Regions from separate parts of the Homo sapiens genome. Here region 2 is linked to region 1. Evidence: chromatin loops called from intact Hi-C (ENCODE). Cell type or tissue: PC-3. All regions are shown on one strand. Each heading gives the region's core, and the rest is flanking DNA. Links, peaks and the distances in the headings are about the cores only.

Region 1 (10,736 bases), core at 1,219-9,218:
GTCCCTGAAAAGTGGAAATCATTAGTAAGAAATATGTTTTTTTCTCCTCCTAAATAGCTTATTTGAATCCATCCAACACACTGCTTCTGGGTGAGAGGCCATATAGGAAACAGGTCTTGCAGACTTTCAACTATGGAGAATATAGCTGACCAATGGCATCACCTGCTGTACTCTGAAATTCATCACAGTCAGGTTTACAAAGGTTCTTCCTCAATGACCAGGCATGGTAAAAATAGTTAAGTCAGACCTTTTCCTGAAAAACATAAAATTCCTCTGACTTAGACTCTGAGACTGCCAGCAGACCATCTGAACATTCCCTAGATATTAAGGCTGTCTTTCTCACTTCCTTGTGATCAGATTTGCATGCTGTCTCATAAGTCTCCCAGGCTTCACCCATTCTCTTCCCATTTTCTCCACTGTGATGGTTAATTTTAGGTGTGGACTTGACTAGATAGGGTGACTTCTAGATAGTCGATGAAGCATTATTTCTGAGTATGTCTATGAGGATGTTTTTGGAAAAGAATGATGTGTGATTCAGTGAACATGGTAGGAAAGATCTGCCTTCAGTGCAGGTAGGCACCATCTAATCACCTGGAGGTCCAGATGTAACAAAAAGGCAAAGGAAAGGTGAATTATTTCTCTCTCTTCTAAAATGGGATGCCCTTCTCCTCCTGCTTTGGAAATTGGAACTCCAAATTCTCCAGCTGTTGGACTGTGGGACTTGCACCAGTGGCCTTTTGGGGTTCATGAGCCTTCAGTTGTAAACTGAGAATTGCATCATTGATTTATTTGGTTCTCAGGCCTTTTAACCTTGAATGAGCCATGCTACTGGTTTCTCTCATTCATCAGCTTGCAGATGGCCTGTTGTGGAACTTCTCAGGCTTCATGATCAAGTGAGCCAGTTTCCTAATAAATCCCCTGTCAACTCATCTGTCATCTATCTATCTATCTATCTATCTATCTATCTATCTATCTATCTATCTATCTCCTACTGGTTCTATTTCTCTGAAGAACTGTGACCAATACACACACATACTATTACAGACTTTTCAGGTTGCTATAACAAAAGTATCATGAATTGGGGCTTATAACAAAAAAAAATTACCTATTTCTCACAATTCTGGGGCTGGGAAGTCCAAGATCAAGATGACAACAAAATGGGTGTCTAGCAAAGACCTTTTCTTCATACACAGCAACTTTTCATTGTGTGCTCACATATTAAAAGGGACAAATAAGCTCCTTTGGGCCTCTTTTATAAAAACACTAATCCAGTTTAGGAGGGGTATGCCCTCATGACCTAGTCATCTCTCAAAGGCTGACCTCTATTACCATCACACTGGGGATTACTTTTCAATATATTTTTAGAGGACATAAATATTCAGACCATAGCATTTTATCTCTGGTCCCCAAAAACTTATGTCCTTCTTCCATGCAAAACACATTCATTTTATCTCAACAGCCCTCAAAGTCTTAACTCATTCTAGCACCAATTCAAAAGTCTGAAGTTCGGAGATTTATTTAAAATTAGATATGGGTGAGGCTCAAGGTAGAAGCCATCTTGTGGTAAACTTCCCTTCAGATTTGAGCCTGTAAAACCAAAAAAGTTATGTGCTTCCAAAGTACAGTAGTTGGAAAGACATAGAATAAACTTTCTATTCCAGAAGGGGAAAATAGAATAAAAAATAAATGTAGAACAGTTCCCAAAGTAAGTAACGTATAACAGTTCCCAAGTAAGTAAATGTATAATAGTTCCCAAGTAAGTCCAAAACAAACAGGGAAAGCATTAAATCTACAGGCTCAAGAATAACCTTACTTGATATCATGCTTTCAGGACTCTAGGACAGAGATTGGACCCCAAAGTTCCAGATAGCCCTGTCTCAATATCTTTACTGGGCACTGTTCTAGTGGGGGCTCTCTGCAGTGGCCCAACTCTAAAGCTTTCCCTTTGCCTGGATCACCCAATGCTCTGGGTGGCTAACCATTCAAAATCAAGGGCTCCCAGCTCAGGTATTCTGGGCATTTGTAGACATGGCACTGTGAGGATGCCAACAAGATTTACCACCTGGGTTTTTATAGGGGTGAACACTGTGGTCCACAGCACGCAGGACTGCTGAAGCCACACCTGTATAGCTGAGAAGCTCTATGCTGGAATGCTGGGAAAACATACTTAAGGTGGCACTAGTCAGTAAGTGCTAAGGTCCCATGGTGCCCAGGGACCCTCTTTTGATATCATTTTGTCCCCTAGTTCCTGGCACTATGGTTTGTGATGTGAGAAGCAGCACTAATAACCTTTGAAACGCCTTTGGAGTCAATCTCCCATTTTTTTGATGAATAGCACCTGACTTCTACTTATCCATACTAATTTTCTTATCAGTCACTTTGCCACACCCTAATATTCTCTGCCAAACATCTCTTCTCATTTATTAACCATATGGCCAGGCTGATAATTTGCCAAATATTTGAGATATGCTTCCATTTTGATTAAAATTTGTCTTTACGTTGTTTCTCTCTGCATTTCGCTATAAGCATCGAAGCATGGCTCTTTCCAACCTTGAATGAGCCATGCTACTGGCTTCTCTGGTTCACTGGCTTGTAGACGGCCTGTTGTGGGACTTTTCAGACTTCATAATCATGTAAGCCAATTTCCTAATAAATCCCCTGTCAACACATCCGTCATCTATCTATCTATCTATCTATCTATCTATCTATCTATCTATCTATCTATCTATCTATCTATCTTATATATCTCTCTCCTATCTATCTATCTATCTATCTATCTATCTATCTATCTATCTATCTATCTATCTATCTCCTATTGGTTCTATTTCTCTTCAGAACCCTGACTAATACACACATACAAAAGCACTGGGATTACAGGCATGAAGACTTACTTGGGAAATTTTATACATTTACTTACTTGTAAATGCATTAGTAATTAGTAAATGTAAATTAGAAATTTCCTCAGTCAGCCAGGCACAGTGGCTCATGCCTATAATCCCAGTTCTTTTGGAAGCCAAGGCAGAAAGATTGCTTGAGGTCAGGAGTTTAAGGCCAGCCTGTGCAACATATCAAGATTGTATCTCTATTTTAAAAAGAGGCTAAAAAAATACAGGTGCATGCCTGTAGTCCTAGCTACTCAGGAGGCTTGGGTGGGAGGATTGCTTGAGCCCTGGAGTTTGAACCCTATAGTTTGAATTATGATTGTGCCACTACATTCCAGCCTGGGTGAGAGTGAGACCCTGTCTCTAAAAATAAAAATAAAATTTCTTAGTCAAATATCCAATTTCATCAATCATAATTCTACCCTCCACAAAAGTAATGCAGTAAAGTTCTTTGGCACTTTATAACAAGTATCACCCTTCCCACAGTATCCAATATCATGTTACTCATTTCTATCTAAGACCTCCTCATGATGGCCTTTATTGCCTATATATCTATGAATATTCTGTCAGGACCACCTACAAAATCTCTAAGAAAATAAGTTTTCCTTATAGCTCTCCTTTTCTGAGCCATCACCAGAATTGCCCTTAACATTCTATTTCCAGCAATATAGTATTTTTCTAGCATCTGTCTCAAAACTTTTCCAATCTCCATCCATTGACCTGTTCGAAAGCCACTTCCACATTTTTTTCCCACACTTTTTCCCCACTCTCCATGCCAATTTCTGTCTAAGTCTGTTCAGGTTGCTATAGTAAAAATACTACAAACAGGGTGGCTTATAAACTACAAACATTTATTTCCCATAGTTCTGGTGGCTGGGAAGCCTAAGATCAAGGCACCGGCAGATTTAGTGGCTGATGAGAGCATGTACCTCATAGAGAGCACTTTTGAGCTGCATCCTTACATGGTGGAGGGGGCAAACAAGCTCTCTTGGGCTTAATTTATAAGGACACTAATCTCATTAATGGGAGCTATGCCCTCATGTTCTAGCCATGTCCCAACTTGTTAATATCAACACACTGGGAATTAGTTTTCAACATATGAATTTGGTGGTGGGGGGGTGCATAATTATTCAGACCACCATGATTTTCTTAATAAAATATTGGTACATTAAATCCAGTCTCAGTATTTGATTCTCAGAGAACTCAGACTAAGACAAGAGGTAATCTGGAACACCCTCAAAAAACTACTCTCAGTTACCCTCTGGGAAATCATTGCTGACAAAATTATAGCCATTTCTATTACCACAATTAACCCCATCATGTTCAATAAAATTATGCAATGTTGTTTCTAGTGTATAGTAAACCCTCAAATATACTATGTTTAAATTTTAGAGTGGTCAGATGTGAAAAAATTCTTATCATTTGTATAAGAAAAGGTAAGGACTTGGAGATATTAAGTAAATTGACATATCAAAAATGGTTAATAGATGGCAGATGAGTCATTTAATCTTGTTCTGCCTGACACAAAACCAAAGTTTCTGAGAGTTGTGAGATGCTACCTCCTGGATGTCATCTAACAATTGCCATCTGTGTAACATAATCCAGCTCAAACTTATCTCCAGCATTATCGGCCTCTTCTCTCCCATTAGTCCTCTGTCTTAACATGTTTGTGTTCCCAAAATTACCACACACTTTATAAATGAGAAGCATTCTAAGGGTTCAATAAACATGTATTAATTAATGAATCAACATACAGATAATGGACAAGTTAGCTTTTTAAAACTTACAGATTTTCAAATCCTATTCATAAATATTCAGTTCAAAATATTTCTGACAAGTTCTTTTAATGTTGTTCAAAATACAGTATCATTACAAGCTTGACAAACATCAGCACAGTCACTAAATATTGTAAACAGAAAGAATGTAATTAAGTTGTCCAAAGTACACAGTCAAATGTTTGTAGCTCTCCTCTTACTGAATTTAAATATAGCCACAATGTAACCACAAGATTATTTGCTCATACAGCGGCATTTTTGTCATTTTTGACTCTTCTAGATTTTTAATATATTTATTGTTCATGTGATTGTATTTTTACCAAGAATTAAAACACCTATAAGATAGAGTGATTTATGCAAAGTATCATTTATACCTTAATTAAACAGGCCAAATTAAAACAAGGGGAAAAGTTGATATGATGCCAAGAGTATATTTATCCCTAGTCATACCTAAACATTTATATATTTTTTTCTGTTAAATATTTGACAAAATATTTCTCAAGTTTAATGATAAGAAAAGGAAGTTTATTGTATGGGTGAAACCAAATTTCTGGAGTATAGTTTAAAACAAAAAACTAAAACTAACTAGTATGGATGTTTTTAATGCCATTTTTATCAGTGTGTGTCTTTTACATTTCTGAATCTCATTTTGTTTATTGCTGTGGAAATTACTACTTGCCAAATTGCATCCCCATGGTGTGAGTGAATCACAGACGTACAAGTGTATTCAAAGCTGTCACATTTAGTACAAGAAAACTTGGAGCTTGAAATTGGCATTCAAATGACAAACTAATCCTACTGTTTACAATGCCAGAAATGTGCTATTAAGTGCCAGGTTTATGCAATAAAAAAAGGTGAATGCATTTTCTCAGTTTAAAGAAGGTAAAACATGGTTTGTTAAACACAATGTATGTTTAAACTGAAACATTAAAGTTACAAATAGTCATTAATACAATAGCCTGAAGTCATTGTATTACATTTATTTCATTCTTTCCACCACTTTTAAGAGCACCAGTTACGTGCAGAACACTTTGGGACTCAGTTTGCAAGAGGTGTAGAATCTAGTATGGGAGGAAAGACGTGCATACAAAACGTCATATACATTATTTAAAGTTACAAACATCATATGCAGAAGAATTTTGGTAAAATGATAGCTTGAGTGGACAAATCTAAATAATTCTTTTCCAAATTAATGAAATCTCTGATTTAAAAAAAAAACTTTCAAAATAAATTATGAACTTAATTTGGAAATTGAAAGAAATTGAAATATTCATCTCCATTAATAGGATACAATTAATAAATGAATCTTACCACTGCTCACTTGCCAGATCAAATCCTAACTTCATGGCTCATCCATTTGCCTCTGTGTTTTGTCAAGTGGTCTTAGGAATCCAAGATGAATGTTGTGGGATATCTGGGGCTAAGAATTAACTGAATGCTTATGTGAACACCATTGGCAATACCCTGAAGCAAGAGGCTCCAGCTAAGCTGTGCCCAGATTTCCGGGCCATAGAAACCTACAGATAATCAATGTGTTTTGTTTTAAGCTACTATAACTGCGATAAGTTTATTATGCAGAATTAGATAATGAAGATACGGTATGTCACTGTCACAGCATCCTTGGGTTGTCGCTGCAGCAGCTGGAAACCTCTTTGGCCAGTGGTGCCTTTACCTGAGTTTTGCTCAGGCCTGCTGTGCTTGTTCAGCCCACTCAGCCCTGCAGGCTGCACTCCACTTGCACTACCAGCCCAGATCCTGTGACTGCCAAGGGCAAGCCAGGCACAGAACAGTGAAGGGTGTGTAAACGAGTGTGTGGTCCAGCCACTGAGCACAGCCAGACATGCTGTGTGCAGTGGGATGGGCAGTTTCAGGCACTGGCACGGGCAATGGCTCCATGCGATGCTGCAGCAGGACCAGGCATACCGCAAGTGGCTTCCACTGTGGCCACCAGGAAACACAGTAGCACTCAGAAGCTTGGAGATGCCAGAAACTGCAGAGCCCTAAAGAAGGTGTCACAACCCAAGCTTGGGGAGCCCCTAGGTCTGGGATCCCCAAAGGGCCACAGCTCTTCTCTGCTTCTCATAGCCTGCAGTGTGATGGGGGTGGGGGGGAAGGTGTGTTTCAGTGCTGTTTGCGTTACATCTCTTTCATTCCTGTCATTCAATGGGACACAAGTTCTTGTCCTGCATCCAGGAAGAATGAGGTACCTGGACAACTGGAAGGTGAGCAAGGCAAAGAGGTGTTTTATTGAGCGACAGTACAGCTCTCAGGAAACCTGAAGTGGTTAGCTCTTATCTGCAGGCAGGTCTTCCTGTCTTCTCTGCAGCCTTCAGCAGAGAAGAGACATGGAGTGGGTAGCTCCAGTCTGCAAGCAGGTTATTAGGTGGTCTCTGCAAGTCTGGTTGAGTTCAAGGTTTTTATGGGCTTCAGAAGGGAGGAATTGTGTGCTGATTGGTCCATGGCAGGCCCAGAAAAAACACCGTTAAGTTCTCACTCTGGCAGCTTGGCCCCCCTTCTTTAGGCTGTTCCTGACTTGAAAGTGGGGCTTCACCAGAGACCCCTTGTTTTCCACCCAGGAGCCTCTCTGCCTCATGCCATCAACTGCCATTCATGGCACCTAGGCTATTTGTGCTGAAGGGCACCTGGAAGCCTGCACCAAGCCACCCTCAACCCCCTCTTGCCTCCCTCCTATGCTTGTTGTGTCCAAAGTCCAGAGGGGGCCAAGGTGGCAGAGGGCTGGTATGTTGGTGTCACCTCAGGCACGCACATACCTGGATGGGTCACAACAGAGCCCATGGTTGGCTTCAACTTTGTTCCAGAATTGGAGTGGATGCCAGGAGCAGGGAGAGACCAGGCAGTGGGAGCAGGCACTTCTAATCCTGTGGGGGCAGGAGGGGGCTTCCTGGGCCACCAAGTGAATAGGGATGTCCTGTTCCAAAGTCAATCTAGGTGCCTGCAGCTGCACCTGGGAGGGTGGGGCACCTGCACAGCCAACTCGGAAGACAATGGGGCTTCTGCCTCTTCTCAGCTCCCACTGGCTCCATAGAGGGCACAGCCTTGACCACACCTCCCCTGCTGCCACCAGTGTCTTGGCAGTGGTTGCTCCAGACAGGCTGCCACTGCCATCATTGCTATAAACAAGAATTCCCATGTAGTATAATCTGTTATCCTTCAAAATCTGAGTATTATAAATTTTGCTTCCACTGATGGCATTTTTTTCATTTCATCAAACAGTTATACATTTACATGATAAATACCAAATAATTAAATAAGTATGGGGGAGTATGAAGAAGCCTGTAGGGGAGTTCTGTGTCCAAAGAGAGAAAAAAAGTGGAACTCAAAATAACCACAAGCCTACAAAGTAGGTTTATAAGGGAAAAAAAGCAGAGAAATAAACCACAACCAAGAAACTTGGAAAACAAAGCTTGGAAGTTGTCATTTCTATCCTAACCACAAGTACAATGCTGTACAAACTGAATAATCAAAAAATCTTCTTAGATCTGTAAGAGGTGAGTCAAAGGACAAACTGCTGCCCCTAAAATAGGACAGACAGGCGGCCGCAGAGAATTACAACATATCAGAGCAGATCCCTCCCCACGAAGAAGTGGGAAGGAGTGCTGGGATAGAAAAACCTGAACTATACTGGATTAATTCCTGGAGATTCAGTGTGGACAAGTGTGAAAGTTAAAAACTCCAGGAGGACCCAGTCATAGGGGTCCCCACATTTTTGTAAGTTTTGCCTCTAGGAGTTTGACTGGGTTCTCATAGTAAATATCAGAGAAAAATATCCTGGAGGGGAGGAAAACAGAAACCACTTTGAAACAAACCAGAGTGCCCTGATCTTAATAAGGCCTTCCCTCAGGAGAAACTAGTTAACCAGAGCTTAACCTACTAGAGTTCTCTCATAGCCTAATTGACCTAGGTGTAGGGGAGGGAAATATCCAACTCTAGTCCACTTTAGCCATACTGAACAATTTGAGCAGTGTGATGTTGGAGGGCTGAGAAATCCTGTGATGTTCACCATCCAGAGGCATAGGCATAGGCCTACTAAAAGACTGAAACACAATTACAACTCTGTAGAAGGCTTCCCTGGACAGAGCTACTTTTCCAGCAAATAATAAAGGCCTAGTTACAGAAGGTTTTTTCCCAATTACATCATGTACAACTATTAAGAAAAAATTACAAGGAATACTAAATGGCAAAAAACAGATTGAAGAGACACAATAAACATCAGAACCAAACATGAGAAAAGGTGCTGGAATTATCAGGCTGGGAAATTAAGACAACTGTCATTAGTATGCTAAGGACTCTAATGGATAAAGTAGACAACATGCAAAAATAGATGGGGAATGTAAACGGAGAGATAGAAATTCTAAGAAATAATCAATAATAAGTGCAAGAGATTAAAAGCTCTGTAACAGAAATGAAGAACACCTTTGATGAGCTTATTAATAGACTGGATACAGCTCAGGAAAAAATGCCTATGCTGAAAATATCTCAATGGAAACTTCCAAAATTGAGAAGCAAAAAGAACAAAGAATGAAACATCTTAGAACAGTGGTACAACTACAAAAGATGTAACATACATATAAAGAGAAAATGAGACTACCAGAAAGAGTAGAAGAGGAAAAAATCAGAATAAATATTTGAAGCAATAATGCCTGAGAATTAATATCATAAACCATACCACAGATCCAGGAAGCTCAGAGAATACTATGCAGATGAAATGCTGCACCAAGGCGTATCATTTTCAAATGACAAAAAAATGAATAATAAAGAAAAATATCTTAAAAGAAAACAGAAAAGAAATTGCCTCTAGAGGAAGAAAAATAAAAACTGGACTCAACTTCTTCTTAGAAACCATGCAAGCAAGAAGATAGTAGAGTAAAATATTTAGTGTAAAGAAAGAGAGTGAGAATAAAAGAACCAAGCAAGCTAAAAATCATTACCCTGTGAAATTATCCTTCAAAATTGAAAGAGAAATAGAAAAATAAAAATTGAGAAAGCTTATTGCAAGTGGATCAACCTTGCAAGAAATTTTACATAGATTCTTTAGAGAAGGAAAATAACATAGCTCAGAATTTTCAAAGACTAGAAATTATACATTGTCTTCTCTCCGATTACAATGCAATTGAAGTAGAAATCAATAATAAAAAGTTACTAGAAAATCACAGCTATGTATAGAGTAAACAAACCATCTCTAATACATAGGTCAGGTAAGAAATCACAAAATAAATTTAAAATATTTTCATTAAATAGAAATGAAAATGCAACTTAGAATTTTTCACATGCATTAAAAGCAATGTTTAGAGAAAAAAGTGTTTGTATTGAATATATATGTTAGAAAAGAAGAAAGGTCTAAGTCACTCATCTAAAATGCCATATAGGAAACAGGAAAAAGAAGAGCAAATTAAATTTAAGGTAAGAAGAAAAAAAAAATAATGAAAGTTAGAGAAAACTCAAACTGAAAGCAGAAAATCAATTGAGAACATCAATAAAAACAAAAGCTGGTTGTTTGAAAAGATCGATAAAATCATTAAGCCTTCAGCAAGTTTTACAAAAAAAAAACAGAGAGGATACAATTACTAATATTATAAGTGAAATAGAAAACATCACTACAGATTCTACAGACAGTAAAACATTAATAAAGGAATATTATGAACATTTCTATGCCCACAAACTTGATAACCTAGATAAACCAATTCCTTAAAAGATACAATCTGACAAAACACACAAAAAGAATTGAACAAAGTGTATAGGCCTATAACTGTTAAGGAAATTGAATCAATAATTGATAATATTAAAAACAGAAAGCACCAGGCTCAGATGAATTCATTGGTGCATACTACCAAGCATTTAAGACACAAACCATACCATGTCTCTACAGTCTCTTTCAGAAAGTAGAAACAGAGGGGTATGTTTACTTATTCTGTGAAGCCAGGATCATCCTAATACAAAAATCAAAGACATTACAAGAAAACTGCAGACCGATATTTCTTATGAAGACAGATGCAAAAATTCTCAAAAATTAGCAGATTTCATCCAGCAATGTATAAAATATTATACACCACAACCAAGT
Region 2 (10,736 bases), core at 1,183-9,182, 54 kb before region 1:
GGGAGCTCTGAACTCTGTCCCACAGAGCCGTCCCAAATTGGGATAAGGTAATGAAGCATTTTACTACAGCATTTCATTCAGTCCCTGGTTTAGAGCTGTCCTGGAAAAGCAAGGCAGTTTTCCTCAGTTGAAGGAATTCCAAAAGAAATCTGATAGCTGAGGGCCGTCTCCTAGCTTCATTACAAACAGCTAAAAATGAAGATCAAGGCAGTGCCTCACGGAGTACTTTTTACATAGTAATTTAAAAATTATTTAAATTTAGCCTTATAGGCTCAACTGAGGCTCTATTAAGATGATAAAATGCAATACAAATATTTTTATCTCTGAAAATGAAAATATGAGAAAACATTGACAGAGATGGTGATGTAGAAGGGGAGAGAAAGGATGGAAAAAGAGTATATCTCATACCCTCAAGTTTCATGATGAGTCATGATATGGATGAAGATGTGGAATATGAAATTTTAAAATTGAATATATTAAAATAGCAATATAATTATAAAAATTGAAGGAAGAAAGAAAGAGAGCTGAATGGGAGTTAAATAAGGCAGCAAAAATGTCATTTTTTAGAATAGGATATCAATGTTATCTTGCCTTAACTGATAAAGCAAAATTGATTTATTAGTATATGAATTAGAGTTATGAAAGTAAGCCACACACCAACTTAGAATAGAGGCTTTTACAATAATTAAAGTTTAAGGAGTGAATGGAAATGGGGGTTGGTAGGACAGAAGGTTGACTCTTTTCATACCAGATTTTTCTGTTTGTATCTATCTTGTCTGTGTTTTGAAAGCAATGTGTTAATATGTACTCTAAAGATAAAGCAACACTTGTTTTGAGAAAAGAATATTTGTAATTATGCAAGATAAGTTAAAGTATTTATTAAAGATTTAGTGTTCGATAGCATTGCTAGAGGCTATGAGGAACCTAGTTAACATACAAAGTTAATTTATAGTTAATTACTCTGGATGTTGAATATGTAACACCAATGTTAAGAAGAAGATGAAAATATTACATACATAAAACCACAAAATACGTTGTGGTCTTGGCACAGATCATTTAATCAGGTGAGGTTTATATTGACACTTTCAGCTTCCATTTGTATCTTACTCTCTTCCCCAGTACTCATCTCATCTCTTTCATCTCCTTGAAACTTTCTGTTTAGAGAGTTTAAAATTATATGTAATACCTTGAGTAAGATAAGACAATTTCTAAAGAGTTAGCTCTAGTGGATAGGGTAACGTGTGTGTGTGTGTGTGTGTGTGTGTGTGTGTGTGTGTGTATGTGTGTGTGTGCCTGTATGCATATATATATCACAAATAAGAAAACCTGTCATCTGAATCCTCACCAATTAAGAATAAAGGAAAGTAGTTTTAAGTATTAATGTGATCTCCTCTGTAGTAATATGTTGCTTTTGTAAAGTTCAGAGCTTCATATTTTTTAGGTATCTAGGTTTTTAGTTTTTCTTATTAAATTGTTGGTGTTTCTATTTTATTTTTTTCCCAGTTCATAGACTCAAATTTTTTTAATGTGAGTTTCAACAAATGATAATGGCAAACAGAACTTTCTGCTACATCAGAACTACTGCTATGCAAATTGAGGGCACAATACCAGAAAGTCAAAAAAATGCAGAAATAATCCACAAATGCTTTGTGAATAAAGCCCTTAATCATGGTTAATAGCTATGCCATCTGTTCTCTAGCCATGCAATGCTTTTTATCAAAAAAATGACTGATATGAATCATCCTTATTAGAGAAGAAATGTTAAAAAGCCACATGAAGTAAGGAAGTTCTTTTTATTCTTTTAAGTTTTCCTCCTCTGCAGAGGAAAAAAATGAGTTAAAGACACAACACAAAGTTTATAGTTAAATAAAATAATTCAATGAAAATTAATTTTTAAATAGGGGAGAAAACTGAGCAGTAATTCACTTTCAAATATGAACCAATATTTTAAGAATAAGGAATAAAATCATGCATTAATAACAAATCTCAGATAATTGTGGCTACATTTGTTGTTTTCCTTGAAAGAGCAAATTTGCCTTTGAAAATAATAAATTAGATCAATGTTTAATATAGATGTTTCAGTATAACTTAATGAAACTGACATAATAAAAATCCTTTTTCTAATTGGGTGAACTCTTGACCAATAACTATAGAATGCTCTTTTCCCTTGCACTTATGAGTAGATATATTCCTATATATGGTGTGTGTATATATATATATATATATATATATATATATATATATATATATGTATATATATGTATACACACAAACATTTTATACTTATTATAGTAGACATATAAAATATATCTATATTATAAAATATAGATATAAAATATCTAAATATTTTAAACTTATATATGTGTGTATGTGTGTATATGTAAATATATATATATATTTTATATATATATATATATTACTAATACTTACATAAATTCAGGACTGGCACCAAAGCACCGGGCTGGTAACAAAGCATAATAAAGAAATAGAATTCATGTCCTTTGCAGGGACATGGCTGAAGCTGGAAACCATCATTCTCAGCAAAGTAACACAAGAACAGAAGACCAAACACTGCATGTTCTCACTCAGAAGTGGGAGTTGAACAATGAGAACACCTGGACACAGGGAGGGGAACATCACACTCTGGGGCCTGTTGGTGGGTGGAGGGCTAGGGGAGGGATAGCATTAGGAGAAATACCTAATGTAGATGACAGGTTGATGGGTGCAGCAAACCACCATGGCCTGTGTATACCCATGTAACGAGCCTTTACGTTCTGCACATGTATCCCACAACTTAAAGTTTAATAATAAAAAAAGAAATAGAATCAGCATGAAATACACTAAGGGTCATCCTATATGTGAGCTGGCAGAAATTGGCAGCAGTTCATCAAACTAAGGCTCAAGTACATAATATAATAAAAATTGCCAAATCCAGATTATGGAAAATTTTATAAAGTGGTTTGTGAATAGAATACAATAAAATAATAGAATAGGATAGAACATAATAGAATAGAATAGAATAGAATAGAATAGAATAGAATAGAATAGAATAGAATAGAATAGAAAACAGAATAGGAAATTCTAAAACTCTAAAAGCTCTTTGGAAGTCCTTTAGATGCCTAGATAGTTCCAAAATAGCTTGTTGTATGACAGTAGGAAAATGCTCTAAATGTTTTCACCATCATCATCTTAAACTTACCAAACAGATCCAGGACTTTTGTTGAATGCTGTGGCTAAAAATGGCTTTATTTATTTTGTGTTAACTTAATTATTAGAAGACTAAAACGACATCTTCATCTGCTCAAGAATGTTCTGTTATATGTCATACAAGAAAAGCAAAATTTCTAGAGTAATTTGGGAATTATTAAAATTTAAATGTCTCATTCTTAATAATTAGAGGCTTATCTTTACAATCAAACAATTCGTACACTGTGCAATTGACTCAGATAAAGGTTTTACCTTTCTAGTTTGACATTTACTCATTCATTTGTATGATTGAAACCCCACTTCTTTTATGCCACAAAAGATACAATGCCACTGATACATACACATAAATTTACTAAGCATAGTCATACTGTTTCTTCTTCTCATTTACCTTTCTGGATTCCATTTCAACATTAGCATTTGCGTAGTTTTAAGTACTTATATAAATATTCATGAAACGAATATTCTCCCTAACTATTGTGTATCATTTGCACTGTTGCCACAAACATATTTTTAAACTGGCTATAATCTGTAAAAGACAATATTCTTCATAGTTATTATTTAATATTAACAAATTTATTAATTTGATTGACATTATAAAAATAATTAGCAAATTTTCTCTTTTCATTTGCAAAAGCAGTGAGTACTCTTTTACTTATGAGTAACAGAGGTCCTGAGAAACATAACAATTTGCCAAATGTCTGGGACAGAAGTAGCAGATGCACAAATGCTTAGATTTTTTAAATTATTGTTTTAATTCTATCAATTTCATATTAGGCTACAGAAGAATAATTACTAGAAGTATGTAATGGAAAATGGAAAAAGATACAATTCAAGCAAGTAGTTCACACAAAACTTTTTCTCCATTAATATTGATAAATTAACAAGCACAATAATCACATGGTCTTTGGATCATGTTTTGTTTTACAATTTCTTTCTGAACTACTGCACAGCCCTTAAAGATGCTGATCCCATCTGTGACAGTTAAGTAGAATATTTTTTCATTACGTATGTCTAACTAGGATAATTTAAAAAAATGGAAAAATGCTCCCTGAATTTTCTTTTAGATTAGGAAAATGAACTACATCATTTGCAGAAAACTATTGTCATAAGAAATATGATTTAAAAGATTTTCAAAAATTTATTATACAAAATCTGGAGATACGTTGGCGACTTTCTATTAGCTTAAAGTTTATTCTAAAAAGGCTTTAAAATATGTGCAATGAAAACTCATCTATGAAAAACATCTTACATTTTAAATAGGCCCTTTAGATATCTACATATTGAGTAATCATATTATTCCAACCACCATGTCTGTGTCTATTAGCACAATAAATTTGATTAACAGGATATTTAGATGAGAAAAACTTTTACACTGTGCATAAGTAATAATGGGTTTAAAAATTTGTGTTTAAATCTGGAAGATAAAATGAATGTTTCTCTTTAGATTTGATTTAAGTGAGCTGATAAACTGCCTTTTAAAAATTAGAAATTTAGTCTCTTCAGAACGAAAATGGAATACTTTACAATTTAAATGTATTTTAAAATATTTCACATGAAATAGTCTAGGACAATTTCAGGATTTAGAATATTATAAACCATGAAATATGTGATACAAAACAAAACATCACAGACTTCAGAAAATAGAAGTGCTAGTTCTAAACATTAGAGTATTCCCCAGCCAATGTCTGCATGTTATTCTGAAGAAGATAAATCAATATATTATGTAATACAATTAGTATAGAGATAAAAGGCATAGATCAAAATGATGAGATTTTTATGAGATAGTGCTTATTGTTTGCCAGCAATGCATGATACAGTCAAGCCAAGGACAGCATCCAGTTTCTAGGCTGTAAAAGATTATTCATTCAGAAAACAAAGGAATATTTATGTTATCAACATGCTAGCCATAAGGAATGCAACATGTCTCATTAGTAAATGCAAAATGAATTTAATTGCTATTCCACCTCAAATATCCATTTTAGTATGGAAGTTCTAGGGGAAACAGATGATTACAGGTGTCTATAATTGCAAACTCTAGTAGAAAGACATATTTGTCAGAAAAATATTCATGTTATAGTCAACTGAATAATTATTTATACTATTTATGAAATGAATTACAATAAGACCTGGGACATTTAAATGTAATCTAAATCACTATCCCTGAAATGCACTTGTATATAACACAAAAATAAAAATGGTCAATATAAATAAAGGAGTACAGGTAAAATTGACTAATTATCAGAATAAATAGGACACATGTTATATATAATAGGTGCTCAAGGAGGGAGAAATTAGCATGAGCTAGAGCACTATTTACCAATGTGTCATTCTTCATGGACAGTCTTCACAGATTTAGTAATAAGCACATATCACCTGTTCTCTTATTGACTTTGAATCTACACACAATAAATATTTAATTGATTCAAATTTATTTTTCATGCATTTAAAAAAACAGATTAATGTGGCTTATTTTGGGGGAAAATTTTGCCCAAACATTTTGAGGCATTATTAGTGTTAAAAGTAGAATTCTCCATAGACTGACTTCTTTTCACACAAAAACACTCACACTCACACACATTTTGGGATGGAAGCAAATAATTGGCAGGAAACTATAAACATCACTGCAGTCAATGAGAAGTAGCATTACCTCAATTGCAAATATTGACAATATCCTGACTAACAGGACACTCAGCCCTGTGTGATTCGCAGAGGAAACAAAGATGCAAACGCCGATAATGAGCTGATACTCCTAAGAGGAACTGAAGTGATCTGAGATTATTGGTGCAATTGTTACTAGCAAAAGCCAAAGTACATCTGTTTTGGAGGAAAACTTTTCCAACTTGGTCCACAGGCTATCCACAGATTGTGATAAAGCAATAAGTTGAAAATCATAAAGTCAATAAACATAAGATTTATGCTGGTAATAATTATGCCTAGAAATAATTGATTTATTATTTATGCCAGTCAGCCAAAACAACCAACAGTCCTAGCTCCTCACTATAAACTGCATATTTTGGAATTATCAGATACAGGTTTTATAACAAATGCATAAAATGTTTAAGTATATAAAATACACAGTTGCTAAGTGATAATGAGGTATTACTAGGAATTAAGTGTTATATAAGCAGTCTTGAAGAGGAAAGTAATGAACTGGAAGAAACAACTAAAGAACACCATATGAAATAAATGAATTGGAAAATATTTAAAAGAACATTAAAAAGAATACCTTGACTATAAGTCCTCAAGAGAGAATGAAGGAGAGGCAATGTTTAAGAAATAATAGTTTTTTAAGAACTTGTTTAATATGTGAATCTGCAGATCAAGTATGCACACTCTATCCAAAAATAATGAAAATAATATATAGCCACTTATAAATAATGTGGAACACCAAAGACAAAGCAACTATTTTAAAATAACCAGAGAGAAAGAAGAAGTTATGTACAGCAAAACAACAATTAGAATGATAGTGGACTTTTTGAAAGCAACAACGGAGTCAGAAGACAAAAACATTGGTCTCTGACTGTAAAAAATATCAACAGATAATGAAACCTAAAGAATTTACCCCAGCAATTGGTTTCAGACACAAGAAATCATGGTGGCCGGGTACAGTGGCTTACGCCTGTAATCTCAGCGCTTTGGGAGGCCGAGGTGGCTGGCTCACTTGAGGTCAGGAATTTGAGACTTAACTTACGTGGCCAACACAGTGAAACCGCATTTCTACTAAAAATACAAAAATTAGCCTCGCATGGTGATGCATGCCTGTACTCACAGCTACTCAGGAGCCTGATGCAGGAGAATTAATTGAACTCGGGAGGTGGTGATTGCAGTGAGCCAAGATCATGCCACTGCGCTCCATTCTGGGCAACAGCAGGATAATCTGTCTCAAAAAAAAAAGAAAAAAAAAGAACTGATATAATAAAATAGTAAAAGCATATGCAAATCATAAAATATGTGTTCTTATAAATGTGTTTTGAGGAATATAAGTATATCTTTCTGTGAAATATGAGTACAACTGCTGGGTCATAGGATATGATTACATTCAACTCTAGTAAATAGTATAGTGCTAAGCAAATTTCCAAAGCAGTTGTATCAGTATATACTCTTTGTAGTAGTACATACTACTGTCTCTCTTCTATTTATTTATTCATTCATTCATTATTCATGCTGGTGAATATGTAATGATATAACGTTAGTTTTAATTTGCATTTTCCTGAAAACAGATAAAGTTGATTGTTACTGTTTTAATTTTTATTTTCTTCCAGATTACTAAAGTCAACACTACCCAAATGTCCATCAAAAATAAAGTGGATAAATTCATTGTGGTGTATTCATACACTGAAATACCATTCATCAGTAACATGAATCAATAAGTACATACAATTACGTGTATGAATTTTGCAAACATAACCTTGAAGGAAAGATGTCAGAAACAAAGTATGCACTGTTTGAATTTGTTTATGTAATGTTGAAACAAAGGCAAAAATAATCTATAATGTTAAAAACCAGAGTATTGGCTATCCTTGGGGAGGCAGTAGGAGGCAGGGAATGGTGATGAAGACACAGGTAATATTTCTATATCTTGATAATTGTGACAAAAGTGTGTTTACTTTTTGAAAAGCCATCCAACTTCAATAGCAAAACACCAAAAAAAAAAAAAGACAGATGTTACCAAATTTGCTTATAAGAAATTTAGTTATTTGTTTTTCATAAAATATAAATAGAAAATACAAAATAAATTAAAATCAAAGTCTGGGATATGGAATATATAATAAATATTACCCAAAAGAAATCTGTATATTCAAATAAAATAAACTTTAAAATATAAAACATTAGTAGGGATAGAAGTAGTAAATAACAATAAAATAAAGTAAAATTTGAGAAAATTAGAAGAAAACATTGACAAGGCTTTATTATGTGAGAAATGTGAACAAAATCTTTTTAAATTATTGAAAATTAAATCATAGAAGAAATATGCAGTAAATTTAAAGAATTAATTTACCTCATCTAATAGGTTTATATAGAACTCTGACCCCAACAGTTAGAACATATCTATCCTTTCATTAATTATTTGTATAAATTCATAAACTCAATAAAACAAATTTCTAATAATACCATTTAGAACAGGTTCTGTGAACACAGTACATTGAAGCAAGAAGTGAATAAGAAAAAGAAGAAAATAACACCATAAAACTTCAGACACAACAAAAAATCTCCATAGTAAAAAAAATACATCTTAATACAATTAATAAAACATTTAGAAATATCAAATTACAATACAAATTATGTGATTTGTAGGAAGTGGTAGTTAGAGGGAAATATCTATTTCTAAATGCATATATTAATAAGAATAAAGGCTAAAAATTAATGATTTAACTTTACAACCTCAGAATTTAACTGAAAAACAAGCAAACAAACTAAAAAGAAATAAGAAAATAGAAAACAAAGATGAAATCAAGGGAATTTACAAAGCTAAGTTTGTTCACTTAAAATTTTCATAAATAAAATATAAAACAGTGACATTATTAAAAGCAAAGGGGAATTTCCCTTTCTTTCCCTCCTCTTCTGCCTTTCTTAAACAATTCAATCCAGTAGCCATCATGTGAGGCTGAGCAAAGTAGTTGTCTGTGCCAAGGGAGAAAAGAAAGCTATTGTGACCCAAGGAAAGGTGTTGGAGTCCAAGGAGGGTGAGAAAGGCATGCCTGAAGAACAAGGGATGGTAGCATGGCTAGCATGTTAGAGTCCCTGCATGGTTAAGAGAGCTTCTACATGGTGACATGGCCCAGCTACACGATGAAAAGTGTCCCTGCTTTATGGCAGCCTGAAGGAGGTAGTGGTGAGGGATCTGAGCTCAGACTAAGTGAGGAGAGAGTCTGCATGTGTACACACATGCACACATACGCACACACATTTCATAACTTTTATTCCACTGAGTGAACCTAGAAGCAGCCAAAACTCAATTGCAATGAATATGTCCAGTGTCAGATCTCAGTTTCTAAATACCAAGGTCTACAAACAGGAACCAGATATACTTGAAGAAATTATAGATTCCAGAACCAGAACAATAAGAGCAGCAAAAGACCACACTGGTTTATCTTATACCAAAAAGTAAGAAAGTGTTCAAAATGTAATAGGAACATGTTGTAGAGTGCAAAATTCAGGTTGACAGGCCCCTACTGGCCAAAATCTAGAACATTTGACCACCATAATAAATTATTATAGTGTGGTGGGTTGAATAGCATCCCCCTTCCAAACTGTATGCCCTCCTGGAACCTCAGAATGTAAACTTACTTGGAAATAGGGTCTTTGCTGACATAGCTAGTTAGGTTGAGTTGAGGTCAACAAGATTAAGGTGCGCCTTAAATTCGATTAGTGGAGTTCTTATAAGGAGAGAAGTTAACACAAACAGATAAACACAATGAAGAAAAGCATATGATGATGAAACTTGAGATTGGAATAGTGTAGTTACAAGCCAAGGAAGACCAAGGGTTGTTAAGAGCAACCAGAAGGAAGGAATAACTGAGAAGGTGGCCCACAAACATTAAAAAATGCTCAACATCACTAATCATCAGAGATGCAAATCAAAACCACATTTTGATACCATCTCATACTAGTCACAGTGGCTACTGTTAAAAAGTCAAAAAAATAACAGATGCTGGCAAGGCTGCAGAGAAAAAGGAATGCTTATATACTGTTGGTGGGATGTAAATTAGTATAACCTTTATGGAAAACAGAATGGAGATTTCTCAAAGAACTAAAAATAGAACTACCATTTGACCCAGGAATCTTATTGCTGTGTATATACCCAAAAGAAAATAAATCCTTCTATCAAAAAGACATATGCAGTCATATGTTCATTGTTGTGCTAATCACAAGAGTAAAGACATGGAATCAACCCAGGTCCCCATCAATGGTGGACTGAATAAAGAAAATGTGGTTCATGTACACCATGGAATACTCCACAGCTATAAGGAAGAATAAAATCATCTACTTGGCAGCAACATGGATGCAACTGGAGGCCATCACCCTAAGTGAATGCAGAAACAGAAAACCAAATACTACATGTTTTCACTTGTAAGTGGGAGCTAAACCTTGGGTACACATGGACATAAGACAGGATAAAGAAACACTGGAGACTCAAATAGGAGGGAAGAAGGGAGGGTGGCAAGGTATGAAAAACTTTCTGAAGGTACTCTGTTCACTATTTGGGTGACAGGATCAACAAAAGCCCAAACCTCAGCATAATGTAATATTCCCTTGTAACAAACCTGCACAAATACCCCGGAAGCTAAAATAAAAACTGAATTTTTTTTTAAAAAAAGCAAGAAAGATTTTCCTTTACCTTTAGAATAATCATGGCTCTTCTTCCAGCTTGATTTTGGACTTCTAAATTCCAAAATTATGAGAAAATAAATTTCTCTTGTTTGAAACCACCTAGTTTTAAGTACTTTGTTCAGCAGCCCTCAGAAATTAATACAGATACGAACAGATGATAATCTACTGAACGAAATGCAAAATCATGACTTCATGAT

What was found. Hi-C counts contacts between places; a loop is a spot of excess contacts. Peaks named below come from ENCODE experiments on the same cell type or tissue, not always from the same donor. Only the 100,000 strongest peaks of a DNase experiment are listed, where the experiment ranks them.
Region 2: it touches region 1 in a loop (6-fold over the local background); 2 of 110 quality-filtered maps call a loop at or near these places.

The regions. Positions count from the first base shown.
Region 1 is chr3:164,474,247-164,484,982 of GRCh38, reverse strand. All of the region lies in intron 1 of LOC105374191 (a long non-coding RNA gene), which reads right to left. Among named protein-coding and RNA genes, the nearest start is that of LINC01323, 210 kb to the left of the region's middle. In PC-3, for the core only: no CTCF peak of the experiment used is centred there; no DNase peak of the experiment used is centred there.
Region 2 is chr3:164,528,634-164,539,369 of GRCh38, reverse strand. The region is part of intron 1 of LOC105374191 (a long non-coding RNA gene); the gene reads right to left. Among named protein-coding and RNA genes, the nearest start is that of LINC01323, 150 kb to the left of the region's middle. In PC-3, for the core only: no CTCF peak of the experiment used is centred there; a DNase peak (open chromatin) is centred at 5,889.